2 separate regions of the Homo sapiens genome follow, and region 2 is linked to region 1. Evidence: read pairs that join two places in POLR2A ChIA-PET (ENCODE). Cell type or tissue: Panc1. All regions are shown on one strand. Each heading gives the region's core, and the rest is flanking DNA. Links, peaks and the distances in the headings are about the cores only.

The links. ChIA-PET counts read pairs that join two places held together with the same protein. Peaks named below come from ENCODE experiments on the same cell type or tissue, not always from the same donor. Only the 100,000 strongest peaks of a DNase experiment are listed, where the experiment ranks them.
Region 2: POLR2A ChIA-PET joins it to region 1 with 5 read pairs; 3 of 35 experiments call an interaction of 5 or more read pairs at or near these places.

Annotation. Positions count from the first base shown.
Region 1 is chr16:14,362,794-14,368,243 of GRCh38, forward strand. It overlaps LINC02130 (long intergenic non-protein coding RNA 2130), which reads right to left. Exons shown (of 2, transcript NR_131191.1): 2 at 316-502. Among named protein-coding and RNA genes, the nearest start is that of LINC02130, 4.7 kb to the right of the region's middle. RefSeq lists an enhancer at 1,561-2,062. In Panc1, for the core only: no CTCF peak of the experiment used is centred there; no DNase peak of the experiment used is centred there; H3K4me3 peaks cover 755 bases; H3K27ac peaks cover 343 bases.
Region 2 is chr16:14,652,483-14,657,932 of GRCh38, forward strand. BFAR (bifunctional apoptosis regulator) reads left to right here. Exons shown (of 8, transcript NM_016561.3): 5 at 2,584-2,728. Among named protein-coding and RNA genes, the nearest start is that of BFAR, 22 kb to the left of the region's middle. In Panc1, for the core only: no CTCF peak of the experiment used is centred there; no DNase peak of the experiment used is centred there.

The sequences.
Region 1 (5,450 bases), core at 238-5,237:
TTAGTTTTCTCTTCTGTAAAGTGGGGACTAAATATCCTGTAACAGGGGTCACATGCTGTAACAGCACAGCACCCAGGGCACGGTGAGTGCTGCGTAGTGTGAGCCGAACGCGGGCTGCTCAGGGTCACCAGGGCCAGCTCCTTGGGCCCCCAGCAACAAATACTTCACTTTCCGCCCCCCTCTCCCCGACAATGATCCGCCCGCACAGCCGCTCTGGAGAAGAGCTTGTCTGTTTCCTGAAAACTGAATATAAACTTAGACATTTATACAATCACACTCCTGGGCATTTATCCCAGAGAAATGAAAGCTGATGTCCACATGGAAACCTGTAGCAGCTTTATTCATAACAGCTCCAAATTGGAAACAGCGCAGATGCCTCTCGATAGTCGACCGGTTCAGCAAACCGTGGCCCCTCCACACCGCGGAACACCACTGAGCAATAAGACGAATGAGCTGCCGATACTCGCCACTACTTGGATGATCTCAAGGGTGTTTATGCTGCCTGGGGAAAAAAGCCAACCTCAAAAGTCACATCCTGGATGATTCTATTTCTATAGCATTCTCAAATGACAAAGTTACAGAGATGAAGACCAGATTAATGGCTGCTGGGGGGCAGGGACAGTGGGGGAATGGGGTGAGTGTGACTGCCTGGGGATCTTGGTGGTGATAGGGTGATTCTGTTTTTTGTTGCAATGGTGGTTTGTGTGAATCTACACAGACAAAACAGCATAAAACTATACATGCAGGTTGGAGCGGTGGCTCACCCCTGTAATCCCAGCACTTTGGGAGGCCAAAGTGGGCAGAGCACTTGAGGCCAGGAGTTCAAGGCCAGCCTGGCCAACATGGTGAAACCCTATAACTATTAAAAATACAAAAATGAGGCCAGGTGTGGTGGCTCACACCTGTAATCCCAGCACTTTGGGAGGCTGAGGCGGGCAGATCACGAGGTCAGGAGATCAAGACCATCCTGGCTAACACGGTGAAACCCCGTCTCTACTAAAAATACAAAAAAATTATCCAGGCGTGTTGGCAGGTGCCTGCAGTTCCAGCTACTAGAGAGGCTGAGGCAGGAGAATGGCATGAACCCGGGAGGCGGAGCTTGCAGTGAGCCGAGATTGCGCCACTGCACTCCAGCCTGGGTGACAGAGCGAGACTCTGTCCAAAAAAAAAAATACAAAAATGAGCTGGTTGTAGTTGTGGGCGCCTGTAATCCCAGCTACTCTGGAAGCTGAGGCATGAGAATTGCTTGAATCCAGGAGGCAGAGGTTGCAGTGAGCGGAGATTGCACCACTGTACTCCAGCCTGGGTGACAGAGAGAGACTCTGTCTCAAAATAGTAAAAACCAAAAACTATACACGCGCTTTCTATTAATACCAATGTCAATTGCCAAGTTTTGATATGACAGATAATGATATTGGACATTGGATATTGTAGATCATGTGAGATGTAGCCATTGGGGGGAAATAGGTGAGGGGTACACAGGGCCACTGGGTAATCTCTGCAATTTCCTGTGGATCTATTATGATTTCAAAATTTAAAGTTTTAAAAAATGACATGCATGGTATGATGTCGGCAATTCGCTTTGAAATACTCCAGCCAAGAGAGGGAAGAGGCCGGAGAGGGAGCCTGCAAAGAGGTGAAACTAGAGTGGTAAAGTGCTTCTGCTGCCGAAGCAAGGGCGGGGATGCCGGAATGGCGGCTCGGTCTTCTCCACTGTGCATTTTTGAAATTTTCCATAATGAAGATGTAACTCTACCAAGCCGATATGCATGGGTGGGCTCACGTACACCCAGACACCCGCACGCAGGCATGCACCGGAGCGCTGACTCACGCTGCTCAGCCCAGGAATTCTTGCAGACGGCTGTGTGTCCACATGTGCGGTAAAGCAAATAAATAACGCTTAAACACCCTCGTGGAATCTGGCCACGCCAGGTCACATGTGTGTCAGGACACCTGCAGGGCAGGGCGGAAAGGGGTCCAGGGCTGCTTTGAACTTCCTGGAAACTGGGTGGGGTGGAGTTGGGTAATGACTATGATGGCTCACAATGGGACAGGGTCATAGGGAGGGGAAAGCTCCCAAGAAGAGGTGGCATTCGCAGCACAGGCTCCCTGGGCTGCCCCAGAGTCGGGGGCTGGAGAGGAGTGGGCTTCTGGGCCAGGGAAGGCTGGGAGTGGGGACGTCACTGCAGGGGGGCCGAGAGCCCTCAGTGTGGTGAGGGGACGGGAGGGGCTGTGGTGGTCACTCCACCTGAACCCCTTGATGGCGCCATTATTTCAGGATTTTTAAATGATGACTTAACCTCGGGGGAAGCACTTACTTGCTTGGGGCTTCAGTTTTGTCAACTAGAAAATGGGCCTGATGACAACACGAATCTCACAAGGTTGCCTTGACGGTCAGGCGAAGTGGCTATGGCCGTGCCCGGGGCCAACTTGGTGCCAGGCCCTGCGCTAAGGGCTCTATATGCATTAAATCCTTCAATATATGGTGCTGTTACTACCCCCATTTGCCAGATGAGAAACTAAGGTTCGGAGAGATTGATAAACTTTCCCGAGGTTACACAGTCATTAGGTTGAGGAGCTGCCATTTACATCTGCAGGTAAAGCACTTAGTTCAAACCCGCCCCCAGAAAGTGTTATTTTAAAGTTTAAAGTATGTTGAGGCCAGGTGCAGTGACGCATGCCTGTCATCCCAACATTTTGGGCAGCTGAGGCGGGAGCATGGCTTGAGGCGAGGAGTTTGAGAAAAGCCTGGGCAACATCATGAGATCCTGCCTCTCCAAAAAATGTTAAAAATTAGCCACATGTGGTGGCATCTGCCTACAGACTCAGCTTCTCGGGAGGCTGAGGGAGGAGGATGGCTCAAGCCCAGGAGTTTGAGGGTATAGTGGGCTGTGATCACGTCACTGCATTCCAGCCTGGGTGACAGAGCAAGACCCTGTCTCTTTATTTAAAAAAAAAACAAGGCTGGGTGCGGTGGCTCATGCCTGTAATCCCAGTACTTTGGGAGGCCAAGGCGGGTGGATCACCTTAGGTCAGGAGTTGTTTCTTTTTTTTTTTTTTTTTTTTTTTTTTTTTTTGAGACGGAGTCTCGCTCTGTCGCCCAGGCTGGAGTGCAGTGGCGCAATCTTGGCTCACTGCAAGCTCCACCTCCTGAGTTCACACCATTCTCCTGCCTCAGCCTCCTGAGTAGCTGGGACTACAGGCGCCCGCCACCACGCCCAGCTAATTTTTTGTATTTTTAGTAGAGACAGGGTTTCGCCGTGTTAGCCAGGATGGTCTCGATCTCCTAACCTCATGATCTGCCCACCTTGGCCTCCCAAAGTGCTGGGATTACACCAGCCTGGCCAACATGGTGAAACCCCGTCTCTACTAAAAATATGAAATTAGCTGGGCGTGGTGATGGCCACCCAGCTACTTGGGAGGCTGAGGCAGGAGAATCGCTTGAACCCGGGAGGCAGAGGTTGCAGTGAGCCGAGATCATGCCATTGCACTCCAGCCTGGCCAACAAGAGCAAAACTCCATCTCAAAATAAATAAATAAATAACTAAAAAACGAGCAAGCAAAAAAACCCAAAGCATGTTTATAGCTTGAACACTTGCTGGGATGGAAACACAGGGTAGAAAATGGCTATCTGGGGCGGGCATGGTGGCTCGCGCCTGCAATCTCAGCACTTTGGAAGGCTGAGGCAGGCAAATTGCTTAAGACCAGGAGTCTGAGACCAGCCTGGGCAACATGGCAGGACCCTATCTCTACAAAAAATTAAAAATTAGCTGGACATGGTGGTGCGTACCTGTAGCCTCAGCTACCTGGGAGGCTGAGGCGGGAGGATCACTTGAGCCCAGGAGGTCAAGGCTGCAGTGAGCCATTATTGTACCACTGTACTGCAGCCCGGGCAACAGAGTGAGACTCTGTCTCAAAAAGTAAAAAAAAAAAACGTAAGGCAGCATGGCTCATGCTTGTAATCCCAGCACTTTGGGAGGCCAAGGAGGGTGGATCACCTGAAGTCAGCAGTTCGAGATCAGCCTGGTCAACATGGTGAAATCCCGCTATCTCCATTAAAAATACAAAAAATTAGCTGAGCATGGTGGCGGGTGCCTGTAGTCCCAGCTACTTGGGAGGCTGAGGCAGGAGAATCGCTTGAACCCACGAGGCGGAGTTTGCAGTGAGCAGAGATTGCACTATTGCACTCCAGGCTGGCAACAAGAGTGAAACTCTGTCTCAAAAAAAAAGAAGAAAAGAAAAGAAAACAACTGTTTCCACTTAAAGACCTGCTACCAGACTTACCAGCTGAGTCTACAGGCAGATGCCACCACACATGACTAATTTTTAAAATTTTTTGTAGAGATGGGATCTCACGATGTTGGCCAGGCTTATCTCAAACTCCTCGCCTCAAGCCATGCTCCCGCCTCAGCTGCCCAGAATGTTGGGATGACAGGCACGCACCACTGCACCTGGCCTGAACATACTTTACAATTTAAAATAACACTTTCTGGGGGTGGCTTTGAACTATGTGCTTTACCTGCAGATTTAAAGATTTCCTGGAGGAAAGACAGGGACTGGAAGCACCCAGGTACTCCCGCCCCTGACCCCCTTGCCTCCAAGGACAACAGCTCCCACCAAAAACGGCCAGTTGCACCCAGCAAGCTGGGAGCGTGGGTAGCAGAGAGGGAGTCCCAGGCAGCCGAGCCGGTAGTGCCCAGCCCAGCCTACCACAGCTCCTGGCCCTCTGAGCATCAAATGTCACAAGGGGCTCCAGTGCCAGGGAACAGCAGCAGGGGCTCCAGGGCAAAGAGGATGACTCTCAGTCACCAACTTCAGAAGCAGTGCCACCTCACTCAACCCCATGTGACTCAGCCTCAGTTTCTTCCATACCGTGGGGCTGGCCAGGCCTGCCACCCAGGCAGCTGTGAGAACTGATCAGTGCCCACATGTCCCGGTCACCCCTGACTTTCCTTCCCTTCCCTGAAGCACCATCTCTTCACAGAGAAGTAAAAAGGTAGCCACGGCCGGGCGCGGTGGCTCACGCCTGTAATCCCAGCACTTTGGGAGGCCGAGGCGGGCGGATCACGAGGTCAGGAGATCGAGACCATCCCGGCTAAAACGGTGAAACCCCGTCTCTACTAAAACTACAAAAAATAGCCGGGCGTAGTGGCGGGCGCCTGTAGTCCCAGCTACTTGGGAGGCTGAGGCAGGAGAATGGCGTGAACCCGGGAGGCGGAGCTTGCAGTGAGCCGAGATCGCGCCACTGCACTCCAGCCTGGGCGACAGAGCGACACTCCGTCTCAAAAAAAAAAAAAAAAAAAAAAGGTAGCCACACCCCACAAGAACAAAAGGGTGGTGGTATTCAAGGGAGAGATGGGCAGCCCATGGCCCTGCTGGGGTGGCCCCAGAGATGGGCCTGCCCAGGGGGACGTAGGCAGGCAGGGGGTCAGCAGGGGCTGGCATGAGGG
Region 2 (5,450 bases), core at 356-5,355, 290 kb after region 1:
GTTGACCAGGCTGGTCTGAAACTCCTGACCTCTGGTGATCCACCCACCTCGGCCTCCCAAAGTGCTAGGATTACACGTGTGAGCCACCACACCTGGCAAATATATATTTTTATTTTTAAAAAAATAATAACTATGTGATATTGAAAGTGACATACTCTTGTAATCCTACTCTTCAGAAAACAATTTATCTTGCTAGACACCTTTCCAGATGTTTCAGTACTTACACAGATATAAATGTGTTTTTTTTAATTTAAACTGAAAATATGATTGTACTAAACAGACATGTGTTTGTATGTATACATGTATATATATATTTACATCTATATCCACCCCCTAAGGGTGTTACGTATAACATCACACAGTGATAAGAGCAGCCTCTCTCCCTGATTCATTTGTTTCAGACACCCACTTCACCCACTGCCTGGCTGCCTGACTGCCACCCCTCCTACTCCAGTGACTTTTTCTCTCCTCTCCACTCAGTTTTCAGCACTTGACTGACTCTGTTTTGAGGAAATGGCATGCTCCTACTTTAATTAGCTTTATATAGAAATTCACCTCCCGCAAAATTATGGTATAAAAATTTCTCTACCTAGTTAGTACAATGTATTTTTACATAGCTTTCTAGAGGACAAATTCCTGGAACTGGAATTGCTGGGCCAAAGATAGTAAATCTGTACAAATTTAATAAGCATCACCAAATTACCCATAAAAGGACGATCAATTTACACCACTCAACCAGTAGTTGCATATGCCTGTTAATAGCTCTCCGGCCAGCTTACAGTGATGTTTTTAAGGATGAATCACTGTGGAGGGGAATTTGTGTTTTCTTGTGTGTGTTTTTTTTAATTTAATTTTTATTTTTTTGAGACAGTTTCACTCTTGTTGCCCAGGCTGGAGTGCAGTGGCGTGATCTTGGCTCACTGCAACCTTCACCTCCTGGGTTCAAGCGATTCTCCTGCTTCAGCCTCCTGAGTAGCTGGGATTACAGGCACACGCCACCATGCCCGCCTAATTTGTATTTTTAGTAGAGACGAGGTTTCACCACGTTGGCCAGGCTGGTCTCAAACTCCTGACCTCAGATGATCTACCTGTGCCTCAGCCTCCCAAAGTGCTGGATTACAGGCATGAGCCACCGCCCCCAGCCAGAATTTGTGTTTTCTGATGAGGAAAGCAGATACGGGATCTCCAATTATTTTTATTAAATTAAATCCCTACCTTAAAACAACTACTCTTTTTTCTTCAAGAGACAGAGTCTCTTTCTGTCACCAAGGCTAGAGTGCAGTAGCAGTATCATAGCTCACTACAGCCTCAAAGTCCTGGGCTCAAGCAATCCTCTTGTCTCAGCCTCCCAAGTAATTAAAACGACAGGTGCATGCCACCATGCCTGGCTAATTTTTCTGGAGAGACAGGGTCTCACTGTGTTGCCCAGGCTGGTCTCAAACTCCTGGGCTCAAGTGATTCTTCTGCCTCAGCCTACCAAAGTACTGGGATTATAGGTGTGAGCCACTGTGCCCATCTAAGAACTTTTTTTTTTTTTTTTTTTTTTTGAGGCGGAGTCTTGCTCTGTCACCCAGGCTGGAGTGCAACAGTGTGATCTCGGCTCACTGCAAGCTCCGCCTTCCGGGTTCACGCCATTCTTCTGCCTCAGCCTCCCGAGTAGCTGGGACTATAGGCGCCTGCCACGACACCTGGCTAATTTTTTGTATTTTCAGTAGAGACGGGGTTTCACCGTGTTAGCCAGGATGGTCTTGATCTCCTGACCTCGTGATCTGCCCGCCTCGGCCTCCCAAAGTGCGAACTATTCTTAATGTTGTAATGTTTTATTGGATTTCCTTCTAATTTTTCCTATACATACACACAGTTTTAAAAATAGAGTAATATAAAAAAATAAATAAAAATAGAGTAATATGTGAGAGGTCAGAGCGTATAACTGAAAGATCAAAGGCTTAGGAACAAAACAGACCTAGGAGTGCCTTGGGAAAGTCACCTTATTTCTCTAAGTGAGTTTTCCTTTTTTTTTTTTTTTTTTTTTTTTTGAGATGGAGTCTCACTCTGTTGCCTGGGCTGAAGGCTGGAGGGCAGTGACGAGATCTTAGCTCACTGCAACCTCCGCCTCCCAGGTTCAGGCAATTCTCATGCCTCAGCCTCCCAAGTAGCTGGGATTACAGGTGCACGCTAATTTTTGTACTTTTAGTAGAGACGTGGTTTCACCATGTTGGCTGGGCTGGTGTTAAACACCTGATTTCAAGTGATCTGCCTGCCTCAGCCTCCCAAAGAGCTGGGATTATAGGCATGAGCCACTGCACCCAGCCAAAGCGAGTTTTCTGATCTACAAAAGCAGCATAATGCCACTACCCTGAATAATTGTTATATGGATCAGTGATGACTTATGAAAGTATTTATAGATTGTCACTGGTAAATAGTAAGCATTCAATTATTTGCTGCTCTTGATGTTGTTAAATGTGAAATGTCTCACCATACCTCAAGCCTACAATATTTATATTAGTAAGATGGAACTCTGAGTGTAGAGAGTTTGCTTCCAGTATATAATCGCAAAATAAATCTCCTCCTGCCCCTCTACAGGTTGCTTTTAACTTTGACAGAGGAAGAATTTTCCAAGACGCCCTATACCATAGAAAACAGCAGCCACAGGAGAGCCATCCTCATGGAGCTAGAACGTGTCAAAGCATTAGGCGTGAAGCCCCCCCAGAATCTCTGGGAATATAAGGTGAACACTTTAATTTTTTTTTTTTTTTTTTACTTTTTATTTTTATTTTTTGTTAATTTTTTTTAATTTCAGGGTTTTCTTTTTTATTTTTGACAGTTTATGTACTTATTTATTTATTTATTTTATTTTGAGACAGAGTCCTTCTCTGTCGCCCAGGCTGGAGTGCAATGGCGCAATCTCAGCTCAGTGCAACCTCTGCCTCCCAGGTTCAAGTGATTATCCTACCTCAGCCTCCAGAGTAGCTGGGATTACCCTACCCAGCTAATTTTTTCTTTCTTTTTTTTTTTTTTCTGGCTCACTGCAACCTCCACCTCCCAGGTTCAAGCGATTCTCCTACCCCAGCCTCACCAGCAGCTGGGATTACAGGCACACGCCACCACACCAGGCTAATGTTTATGTTTCTAGTAGAGATGGTTTCAGGATGTTGGCCAGGCTGATCTCAAACTCCTGACCTCAGGTGATCCACCTGCCTCCTGACCTCAGCCTCCCAAAGTGCTGGGATTACAGGCGTCAGCCACCGCGCCTGGCCTGTTTTACAAATAAATAAGGAAAGAGACACTTACATGTTTTGGGGACCTTGAATTGTTGGAATATCACTGGAGGACAATTTGTCAATAACATTTCAGTTTAAACCGCATCTGCTCTTTAAGCCAGCATTTCACTCCTTTGCACTTGGAATGGAGGCAGCACAGCACGGTGGTCAAGAGTGAGGCTCTGGGCTGGTCACCGTGGCTCACAACTGTAATCCCAGCACTTTGGGAGGCCGAGGCGGGGGGATGACCTGAGGTCAGCAGTTTGAGACCAGCCTGGCCAACGTGGTGAAACCCCGTCTCTACTAAAATCACAAAAATTAGCTGGGAGTGGTGGCACACTCCTGTAGGTCCATTTACTTGGAGGCAGGAGAAATGCTTGAACCTGGGAGGTTGAGGCTGCGGTAGCCGAGATCACACCGCTGCATGGCAGCCTAGGGGACAGAGCAAGACTCCGTCCCAAAAAAAAAAGCAAAGAACAGAAACAAAAAGAGTAACGCTGTGGGCTGGGCATGGTGGTTCACAACTATAATGCTAGTACTTTGGAAGGCTGAGGTGGGAGGATTGCTTAGCTCAGGAGTTCAAGACTAGCCTGGGTAACATGGCAAGACCCCATCTCTACAAAAAGTACAGACACAAAAAAAATTAGTTGAGTGTGGTGATGCCAGCCATTTGCGAGGCTGAGGCTGCGCTAAACCATGATCGAACCACTGCACTCCAGCCTGGGCAAGAGAGTTGAGACCCTGTTTCAGAAAAAAAAAAAAAGGCCCTGGCACTAGCCTGCCTGGGCCAGCTCCTCCAAGACACACCACCTGTTGGAACACCAGCAAGTACCTGCACCTCTCCTTGCCTGTTTCCTCCTGGGTAAATAACCTTAGAGGGTCATTGTGAGACTCCAATGTTTGATTAACGGAAAGTTGTTAAACAAGTTATTCACGGCAGCATTGTTGGTAATTGCAGGGAGTAGAAAACAACCTAAGTGCCCCTCATTAGGAACAAGTTGAATAAACAAGGCACACCCATGTAGGCAGCCACCGGAAAAGGAGACAAAGACTTTGTGTTAATAAGGAACAAAGTCCTGTAATCCATAAGGAACAAAGTCCTGTAATCCCAGCACTTTGGGAGGCCGAGGCAGGCTGATCACTTGAGGCCAGGAGTTCCAGACCAGCCTGACCAACATGGTGAAACCCCATCTCTACTAAAAACACAAAAATTAGCCAGGTGTGGTGGTGCATGCCTATAATCCCAGCTACTCAGGAGGCTACGGCAGGAGAATTGCTTGAACTAAGGAGGTGGAGGTTGCAGTGAGCTGAGATGGTGCCACTGCACTCCAGCCTGGGTGACAGAGTGAGACACTGTCTCAAATGAAGAAAGAAATAAAAAATGCTTCTGTAATATGTGCGTGTATTACTTTAATAACTAGTTTCAAATATTGTAAAGAATGTGCGTGGAGCTCCTGAAATAGAATGTTTGTTATTTTTTGTGTTATTTGGTTTTTGTTTTTGTTTTGTTTTGTTTTGTTTTTTGAGAGGGTGTCTCGCTCTGTCGCCCAGGCTGGAGTGCAGTGGCGCGATCTCAGCTCACTGCAAGCTCTGCCTACTGGGTTCACGCCATTCTCCTGCCTCAGCCTCCCAAGTAGCTGGGACTACAGGCGCCCACCACCGTGCCCGGCTAATTTTTTTATTTTTTGGTAGAGACGAGCTTTCACCATGTTAACCAGGGTAGTCTGGATCTCCTGACCTTGTGATCCGCCTGCCTCGGCCTCCCAAAGTGCTGGGATTACAGGTGTGAGCCACCGCGCCTGACCTGTTTTTGTTTTTTTGAGACAGAGTCTCACTGTTTCCCAGACTGGAGTGCAGTGGTGCGACCTTAGCTCACTACAACCTCTGCCTTCCAGGTTCAAGCAATTCTCATATCTCACCCTCCAGAGTAGCTAGGAATACATGCAGGTGCCACCATGCCCAGCTAATTTTGTATTTTTAGTAGAGGCGGAGTTTTGCCATATTGGCCAGGCTAGTCTTGAACTCCTGACCTCAGGTGATCTGCCCGCCTCAGCCTCCCCAAAGTGCTGGGATTACAGGCGTGAGCCACTGCGCCCAGCCAAGCTGCCATATTTTTCATAGGTAAATATTTCAGCATTAATCTCTTAAAAAAAAATTTTTTTTTGAAATGGAGTCTCACCATGTTGCCCA